2 separate regions of the Homo sapiens genome follow, and region 1 is linked to region 2. The links are chromatin contacts, found by Hi-C or POLR2A ChIA-PET in ENCODE. All regions are on one chromosome and are shown on one strand. The core of a region is the stretch at or near the end of the contact, and the rest is flanking DNA. Distances in the headings are between cores, read along the strand shown. Region 1 has its middle 27 kb from the start of BCAR3. Region 2 overlaps DIPK1A (divergent protein kinase domain 1A).

Region 1 (4,836 bases), core at 1,470-3,969, 770 kb after region 2:
TGCCAGGGAAGTCTTATTAAGATTAAGCTATTCTCCCAGGAAAGAAAGGTCTTTACTTTTCAATAGAGGTAGAGGGAAGCAAGCAGAGGACTGTGATTACAGCACAGACTCTGGAGCCAGATCGTCTGGGTTTGAATCTGGCCCCATCACTTACAAAGAGGTGTGCCCTGGGACAAGCTAGTCAGCCTGTGACTCAGTTTCCTCATCTGCAAAATGGGGATGTAAATAGTACTTACCTCATAAAGTTATTATGAGAGTTAAATGAGTTAATATCTATTTGGAGCTTAGAACTATGCCTGGCACATAGTAAGTGCTTATATAAATGTTTGATAAATAAAAGTCCAATAATGGAGAATTACTTATATAAATCTACATAATTCAATATTACACAGCCATTATAATTTCTATAGCAACATGGGAATCCATTCATGATCTATTACTAAAGTAAACAATATACAGTTTAATAGTATACAGTTTAGGCCGGGCGCAGGGGCTTACGCCTGTAATCCCAGTACTTTGGGATGCAGAGGCGGGTGGATCACGAGGTCAGGAGTTCGAGACCAGCCTGGCCAACATGGTGAAACCCCGTCTCTACTAAAAATACAAAAATTAACCAGGTGTGGTGGCGGGCGCCTGTAATCCCAGCTTCTCGGGAGGCTGAGGAAGGAAAATTGCTTGAACCTGGGAGGCAGAGTTTGCAGTGAGCTGAGATCATGCCATTACACTACAGCCTAGGTGACAACAGCAAGACTCCATCTCAAAAAAACAAAAAAAGTATACAGTTTAAAACAAACTGTATAATATTATTGCTGAAAACAGAAAATAAATCTATATGCATTTAAAAAAATACTAAAAGTATATACACCAAAGAGTGTTTCTCTGTTTTCCAAAATTTCTGTATTTTGAAGTACAGTAATTAAATAAAACAGTGAAAACTATTCAGAAAGGGATCAAATGCAGTAGATATGCAAAATCCGCATTAAATAATTATGCTTTAAAATAATAATAATAGGCCGGGCATGGTGGCTCATGCCTGTAATCCCAGCACTTTGGGAGGCCAAGGTGGGCAGATCACTTGAGGTCAGGAGTTCAAGACCAGCCTGGCCAACATGGTGAAACCTCATCTCTAAAAATACAAAAATTAGCCAGGTGTGGTGGCGCGTGCCTGTAATCCCAGCTACTCAGGAGGCTGAGGCAGGAGAATCGCTTGAACCCAGGAGGCAGAGGTTGCAGTGAGCTGAGATCGCACCACTGCACTCCAGTCTGGGTGATAGAGTGAGACTCAGTCTCAATAAATAAATAAATAATAATAATAGCTCTGACGGTCCCCAAGCCTGGATCATTCAGGATGTTTTCTAGGCTGAAGCTGGACATTAGATCAAAAAGAAAACAACGTAATATTAAATGCTTGTATGGATATGGTGTACTATCTTTCTTCTGGAAATAATCAAAAGCTAACTACACCAACACAGCCAGACTTCAATCTAACCTAAACAACAGATGACCCACATACACAAAATAAACAACGAGGTAAATAGCAGTGTGTAAAAGCAATGGATCTGACAGGTTTTGCAAGGTGGTAAGCCGAGGGGGCGGCTCAAAAGTTGCCAGCATAGACAGGAGGGGAGGGGTGCGGGAGGGTTCCTCTAGCCATTGAGTCAGAGGTTTCAAGAAGGAAATGGAACTTCGCAGACTGCTACAATAAAGGAAGGAGATAACCATATCCTTCTACTGCTCACTTATATAGAACCTGAATAGAGAAAAGAGTAAGTTGAGAACTTCTGAACCATGACCTTCAGTAATGGGCCAACTGCTCTACTCTGACACCAGGCCACTTCTCATCCTGCTTCAGGGTCTCACAGAACAATTAAACCCCTAAGCACCTTGCCTCCGGCCTCTGGCAGATGGGACTGATGTTAAGCTAAACCCACAGGAGGTAGGATGAGTCCAAAAACCATCTTAACTTTGTTTCCAAGGGGCCTTTTTTGGTTTTGCCTGTTTTTCTCTCTTTCTCCCTCATCATCTCACATAGCTAATCCAACCAACAGTGTGGACACTTTACAAATTGTCATAATCTTTTCTGTCCCCATATTTTTGTCCATAAGTTCTCTCCCCAGTGTCCCATTACTCTCAGAAAAGGAGAAGATCTTTGGGAGAAAATAAACATATTAGTAGCAAATTCTAGAACTGTACTGGCTGAATAAAACTTTGGGCTCACAGAAACCGGTTTCAGTTCACTCTTCAATCTTTTCAAATGTCACCACCATAGAGTCCCCTATATAACTTACCCTATTCACCACCACATCATATCTACAAAAAAAGACCATCTCAATAATCCCCCAAACACCTGAATTGGCTGGAGTTGCTTCTTTCTTTCCAAAGAACAATGGGGTCCTTGGGGCTCCTTTGCCCCGCCAGGGCTGTGCCAAGGACACAGGCAGGAGGAGGTTGGCAGGCTGTTTTATTTTTTAGCAAGCACTGGCAGTACTTAGAGCATTCAGATGATTTCTGTTGATGCTCGTGGGGATCAGCTTCTAAGCTTCGGGCTTGCAAAAACAGGGCTCACAACTTTCATATCAGGAGAGTCGATTGCACATGTGAAGAGGCCAATTAAAAAAAAATCACAAGGAGAAGTGCTGCGATAAGCTAAGTAGGCTTTGTTCTGTTTGGAAAAGGGAGGGCCTGGGAGCCCCGATGAAGTCAGAGCTTTTCCCCTCCCAAGGGCATCTGTTTCCAGGCTGCAAAAGAGAAGAACGAGGGGGAGTCCACAGGCTGCAGGGCAGCAGAGCAGCGTGCTCATGACTGCTCAGGCACATCTGATAACAGCAGGCCTTCCTGGAGGTGGGCACATTCTCCTCCTCTGACCCTGAGTTGGAGAGGTGACACTGATTTACAGCTGCATCTCTTCTTCTTCCTGTCCCTCCAAGCCAGCCTGCGGTCTGTTCAAAGCACACTCAAGGGAAAGAGAGACCAATGAATCTGCCCAATTGGGAAGTGGTTTTGAGCAAGCACTGATGTTCTGACAACACACTCTGTCTTCAGATTGGTCCCTTGCCCTTCAGTGAAGTGGGTCTTGATCTGTACAGGTGTTGGCCAGGGGCTCCAGGACACAGAGCCTTCTCTCTTAGTGTGGGTGACCCTGTATAAGGATGTCTTACTGGCATTAGATTAGGATTGACATTAGTGAATGCTCAGCAGGCAGTCCCCCTTGATTGTCCTTGGAACAGCAAGAAGGAGGGAGGGGAATATCTCCTAGACTAGAGATGGGAAGAGAAAAAGGAAGGCTGTTTAATGGAAAACTGTTGTAGTTTTTAAAAATTGTATTTACAATCTATAGGATTGTAGATTGGGAAAAAAGTCTTTATCTGATCAACTCAACCGTCCTATATTAGGACTAGGGCTTTGCTGCTATAACATAATCATGGTGGAATGTATCTCCTTGATGGATCATCATGTAATTTTTTCATATCTCTATCTTAAATATATATTTTTAAAAGAAAAATAGAAATTATCTTTCTATAATCAATTCATGAAATGAATGGGCCTGTTCGATGCTGTGTTTATTTTGCTTTTCTGCAAAGTTGTTTTGGGGAACATTCCATATCTTTAGATTCTTTGTCACTTAGAGAAAAAAGATTAGGCCAGTTGGACGAAATCCATGAGAGAATGAAATATGAGTTCAAGTGTCCTAGTCTCTGTAAAACAGTATAAACTCACTCCCGGTGGATAGGGGGTGGGAAGCTGGGAAGCTGGGAACCAAGAAAGGCTGATCAAGAAGTGGGCTCCCTCCCTGGACCTGTACCCCTTGTTTCTGGCTTTGCCCCTGCTGGAGGGACCAGTCCTGACCAGTCAGGGAAGCACAGCTCTCTGCTGGGCCTGGCTGCCTGGCATGGCTGGAGCTGGAGAAGCCTTACCCATACCATGCTGGATGTTTGCTACGTCTCCCTTTGCCTCTTCCCTTGGAGACCTTGAAGGGCACCTTTGAGTAGGGAAAACTAAAAACCCAAAGTTACTAATTTGGAGGATTGGCAGGGAGAGACTTTATCCTAGCCAGGATATCTGGGTTTCCTTGAAGCCCCTAATGCTGGTCCCTCAATAATTTGATTTCTTGTTGCTCCTAATGCAAACTTGTTAGGAAGACCCCCAGGCCACACCCAGCAGGTCTCGACCCCACCAACCTTTCGGCCTCATTTGCTCTCTGAACTCCTGTCGCATTGGTCTTCTTTCGGTTTCTTCTGGTCCTGTATTCCCTCCTACCTGAGGACCTTTGATCATGCCATTCCCTCTGTCTGGAACACTCCATCCCCTCCCCCTGCTTTATCTAGCTAACGCTTTTTGTCAGTTATCTTTTCTGGCATAACAAATTACCCCCAAACCTAGTAGCTTAAAACAAACATTTGTTATCTCACATATTCTTTGGATCATGAGTCTGGGAGCAGCTTAGCTCGATGGTTCTGGTTCAGGGTTTCTCAAGAGGTTACATTCAGGCTGTCAGCCTGGGCTTTGGTCATCTGGAGCTATAGGATCTCCTGCCACGCTCACTCATTGTGGACCTCAGTGCCTCTCAGGCTATGGGTGGAGATCTCAGTTCCTTACCATATGACCCCTCCATGGGCTGACTGGGTGTTCTCAGGATGTGGAAGCTGGCTTCTCCCAGAATGAATGATAAGAAAGAGAGAGAGAAGGCACCCAAAATAGAAGCTGCAGGCTTTTGTGAACTAATATCAGAAGCAACACATCATCCCTTCTGCCATGTGCCATTGTTACACAGACCACCCTTGATGCAGTGTGGGAGGAAACTACACATGGTGTGAATACCAGAATGGTGATCTCTGG
Region 2 (4,788 bases), core at 1,931-4,430:
CTGGGAGTAGAGATGAGTGTCCGACATCACTCTGCCCTACCCAACACAGACTGCTAAAAACACAACTCTCCCCTGACTTGCCTTTCCTTTTTCTCTCTTGCCTGTTTAGAACATGGCTATTGAACACATCTGTCCGAGCACATCCCTTGACCTTGATTTAAAAATAGGCATTTAAAGCCAATAACATCATCTTAACATAGTACAACACTTCTTTTTCTTACTCTTACTAGTGCCATATTTTATGTGATTATCATTTAATTAAGGGACTTTTGGTACTACAATTCTACCCCTTAACAGACAAATGCCAAGTTCCTTAATATTTCAACTACCTCTGATATTTAAGATTCTGATTTCTTAAAAGGCATTCTTTTGGAATGTAGCCCTTTCAGCAATGGAGGTATTATGGTTTTAAACTCTAGCATTTTTGTTTGTGGATCCCACAAATAATTTGAAAACTATATACCCCCTTGCATATTTTTAAGTTGACATCTACAATTTTTCACCATAAGTTTAAATAGTTGCAAACTGCTTTCCATGGCTGTATCATTTTACATCAATGTATGAATCATCCAGTTGCTCTGCGTCCTTGCCAGCATTTGGTGTTTTCACTATTTTTAATTTTAGTCATTCTGATGATATCTCATCACGGTTTTAATGTGCAATTCCCTAATGGTTAATAAGCTTGAATGTCTTCATCTGTGTTTACTTGCCATCTATATAGCTTTGGTAAAATGTCTATGCGTGTCTTTTTCCCACTTTCTAACTGGACTATTTTTTAAAACTGAGTTTTGAGAGTTCTTTGTATATTCCAGATACTAGTCCTTTGTGAGATATGTGATTTGCAAATATTTTCTCCCAGTCTGTAGCTTGTCTTTTCATCTTTTTAACAGGGTCTTTAGCAGAGAAAAAGATTTTAATTTTGATAAGATCAAATTTATCAATTTTTCCTTTATGAACCATGCTTTTGGTGTCATCTAAGAACGTGCAGTAACTATTATTTCTTGCCAGAATGAAATAGGACTCAGCTATTAAAAAACAGAATTATCCCTATTTTTTGTTTTTATAACTTTAAGTGGTGAGAAACTTTTTTCACATAAATGAAAAGATAAAAATGGAAGTCTTGTTGTAGCAATTATCTCTCAATTCTTGGAAATCTTTTGAGTTATGTGACAAAAATAACAGTAACCTACCATCAAAAATATACTTACTGATCTATTAGTTACTTAGCAGACAACTCTATCAGGCCTTCTTTCAGTTCTGTTGACAGCAAAATATTGGAAACTAATATTGCAAAAAACTGTTATCTAGTCATTCCCTGAGACAGTATTTCTCGACATTCACTATCTTAACACAGACACCAAATTTTCAATTGCCCTTTGTTTGGTGTCCTGGTAGTTTTTACATCCAGGGCAATGGACCTTTGTAATATCTAAAATGGATTAGCAGTGTGCCTTTCCTTTCTAAAAGTGAGAAAGGATAACGACGCAAGTGAAGGTGGGAAAGCAGAGCACACACCTCCATTCCAAACACATTCTCTGGCAGAGCAATGTTAGGAAAAACTACATCGGGAATTCAAAAATCTAGAAATTGATTCCCTTAACTATCCACACTCTATACTCGAAAAGTGCACTCAAATGTACAGATAAAAGCCAAGAGTGGTGGCGCGTGCTTGTAATCCCAGCTACTCAGGAGGCTGAGGCAAGAGAATTGCTTGAACCCAGGAGGCGGAGGTTGCAGTGAGCTGAGATCACACCATTGCACTCCAGCCTGGGTGACAGAGGGAGACTCTGTCTCAAAAAAAAAAAAAAGCCAGTGTGCATCTACAGCCCACAGCAACACCGCCAGCACAGGGAATATATGGACATGAGCAGTAAATACTTTTTGATGAGGAAAAGAGAAACAGCAAAATGATGAGCAGCAAAATAGCAACATGATACAGTTTATGAAAGGAAGAACTCAAAAACTAAGAATCAGACAGAAGCAAATTAAGTTGTTGCTTAAAGCATAATAATTAAGGCTTTTAAATTCACCAAACCATTCTGCTATCACAGACTGAAAAGGCTTGTTTATCCCTTCTCTGTCCTGGGGGAATAAATTATCTCATGAGTCTTTCTATTTTACCAAATTGCTATTTAAAAGCTGGTGAAATGTTTAAGCAATTCATTACATTAATATAAAGATCTTTTATAGGACAAAAGCATTATCAAAACCAAGTATGAACAGCATTATGAGTAAAGTGGAAAGGATATTGTTTACTTAAAACCCATTGAACTCAACCACAAAATTGATTCTAATTTAAGACGCTAATCTTTTAGCAGTTTTTTTTTCTTTTTCTTTTTTATCAAAATGAACTGTATACAAGATTTTCTGGGGAAAAAAGTTCCATCTTATTTTTATTCCTCTCAAGTTATTTACTCTAATTATCTCACCTTATTTTATTGAAATACTTTGTTAATTAGGTTTTTTATTTTTATTTATTTTTGAGACAGAGTCTAGCACTGTCACCCAGGCTGGAGTGCAGTGGCGCGATCTTGGCTGACTGCAACCTCTGCCTCCTTCCTGAGTTCAAGTGATTCTCCTGCCTCAGACTCCCGAGTAGCTGGGATTACAGGCGCCCGCCACCACGCCCAGCTAATTTTTTGTATTTTTAGTAGAGACGGGGTTTCACCATGTTGGTCAGGCTGGTCTCGAACTCCTGACCTCATGATTCGCCCGCCTCGGCCTCCCAAAGTGTTGGGAATACAGGCCTGGGCCACTGCGCCCAGCTAATTTGTTAATTATGTAATGCTTAAATAGACACTGCAGTCATGAAGATAAATAGGGTAGGTAAATATTAGAAAACAGATGCTGCAGTTTAAAATTCACATCAGGACTTTCAGTTTAAGATGGTAGACTAAAGATACATGTTTGCTACTTACAGCTTGCAAAACCACACTCAAATAAGGAAGGCAAAAGAAGCAATAAATCTCTAACAGCTGAAAGAAACAAAGAAAGAAAGAAAAGTAGGAAATTCACCAGCGGATAAAAGATCCAACACATTTCTAGTTTCAAAAAGCAAATGGAATTGTGTTGATGGATGAGGCAGGCAGAGAAAGCCACAGCCCAGAATACTCTACCAGGCAACCTAAAAGGAGCTGGAAGCCAAACTGCTTCTTGGAATGCTAGAGGGAATCTAGAGAGCCAATCTGTCAGTTGGAACACCTGATGGCTCTGGGCTCCGAGCCAACAGGTACAAGGGAGGGCAGGAGTGAGAAGTGAGGTTGAAGACGGTGGGAATAATTGAAGATCTGTACCTGGAACTGCACTGGTTGGCACCCCCAACCACCTCCCCCACCCCACAGAGATCATAGGCAGCCTAGCATTAACCCTTACTCGAAAAACCAGATAGCTGAAAGAACAAACTGCAGAAAGCCAAGGCTTCTAGTGTGGGTATGTATAGTCCAACAAGAGTAAAGTACTCCGCTGGCACGAGGGACCCCAGAGCCCAGCATAGGCTCAACCTAGAGCAAACAGGCCAGCCAAGGCATCCCATCCTACATACAGGGCTCAGTCAGGCATCCATTCCGGTGATAGGTCTAATGGGAAAACAGACTAACTTTTAAAACAGCAGAGGAAAGCCACACCAGTTACCTAGTCCTTCTTTCTAAAATATGAACAGACAACCAACAATCACCAAGCACATGAGAAAGTCCAGCAGCATGAAAAAGAAGAGCTAAGATAAACATATAGAAAATAAAATCTCTGAAAGGAATGAAGACAATTACAGAGCATAAGAAAACATTAAAAAATAAAATTGTTATAATCAAAATACTGAAGAGGATGGTGCATCCACATAAACTATGAATAGGAAACCATAAAAAGAAACAAATAACTTTTAAATTAAATATAAGATCCTTAGAGTTTAAAAAGTGGTTAGAAAAGGAAAGAAAATCAACAAACGATCTGGAAAATAAAATTGAGAAACTCAACAATGAAAGTACATGAATAAAAGATAAAAATAATAGAGAAGCTAGAAAAGACATAAAGAACCAATCCAATAGCTCCACCATTTGACTAGGAAGAGCTCTAGAAGGAAGAAACAGAGGAAAAAGAAGGGAGAAACTATTCAACAAATAATATAATTTCCCAGAGCTGAGAAAGGATCCAAGTCTTAAGATTCAAAGGGCTCAGTGAGTACCCATACAACTGATAAAAGAACCCTATTTATACATTTTCTCTGGAAACTTCAAAATAAAAATATAAAACAGAGATCCTGAACAGGAAAAACAGGTCACCCACAAAGGATTGATAATCAAACTAGCTTCTTGTCAGCAACAGGGGATATCAGAAGTCAAAGCAGCTGCATCTGCAAATTTTCTGAGAAGATTATTTTTGGCCCAGAATTCTACACTGAGCCCAACTACGAACAAGTACCAGGGTACAATAAAGGCAGTTTTTGTTTTGTTTTGTTTTTCTGAGACAAGGTCTCACTCTGTCACCCAGGCTGGAGTGCAGTGGTGCGATCTTGGCTCACTGCAGCTTCCACCTCCTGGGTTCACGGGATTCTTCCACCTTAGCCTCCCAAGTAGCTGGGAGCACAGCTAATTTTTGTATTAGGATCACTTGAACCCAGGAATTTGAGACCAGCCTGGGCAACATGGCAAAACCCCACAGGCTGGCTGAAACTCCTGGGCTCAAGTGATCCTCCTGCTTTGCGCTCCTAAAGTGCTGGGATCACAGGGGTGAGCCACTGTGCCTGGCCAAAGACAGTTTTAGACATGAAAGCACTCGAAAAGTTTACTTCCCACA

What was found. A loop is a pair of places that touch in the nucleus more often than their neighbours do. ChIA-PET counts read pairs that join two places held with the same protein, here RNA polymerase II (POLR2A). Pooled maps may share reads with other maps.
Region 1: a loop to region 2 is called in a map of Ramos, with 4 times the contacts of the local background. The contact joins two enhancer-like sites. A Hi-C loop is called at or near these places in 1 of 168 maps with a recorded cell type or tissue (Ramos), 1 of 37 single-sample maps with no recorded cell type and 3 of 50 pooled maps. POLR2A ChIA-PET finds 5 or more read pairs at or near these places in 1 of 52 experiments (B cell).

The regions. Positions count from the first base shown.
Region 1 is chr1:93,706,417-93,711,252 of GRCh38, forward strand. It overlaps a transcript of BCAR3 not described here. Among named protein-coding and RNA genes, the nearest start is that of BCAR3, 27 kb to the left of the region's middle. RefSeq lists an enhancer at 1,416-1,465 and silencers at 1,606-1,735, 4,637-4,836. Within about 2 kb of position 2,720, at least 11 of the 41 ENCODE cell types and tissues checked have a DNase peak (open chromatin) inside an H3K27ac peak, as active enhancers do.
Region 2 is chr1:92,940,196-92,944,983 of GRCh38, forward strand. The region is part of intron 1 of DIPK1A (divergent protein kinase domain 1A); the gene reads right to left. Among named protein-coding and RNA genes, the nearest start is that of DIPK1A, 19 kb to the right of the region's middle. Within about 2 kb of position 3,181, at least 3 of the 41 ENCODE cell types and tissues checked have a DNase peak (open chromatin) inside an H3K27ac peak, as active enhancers do.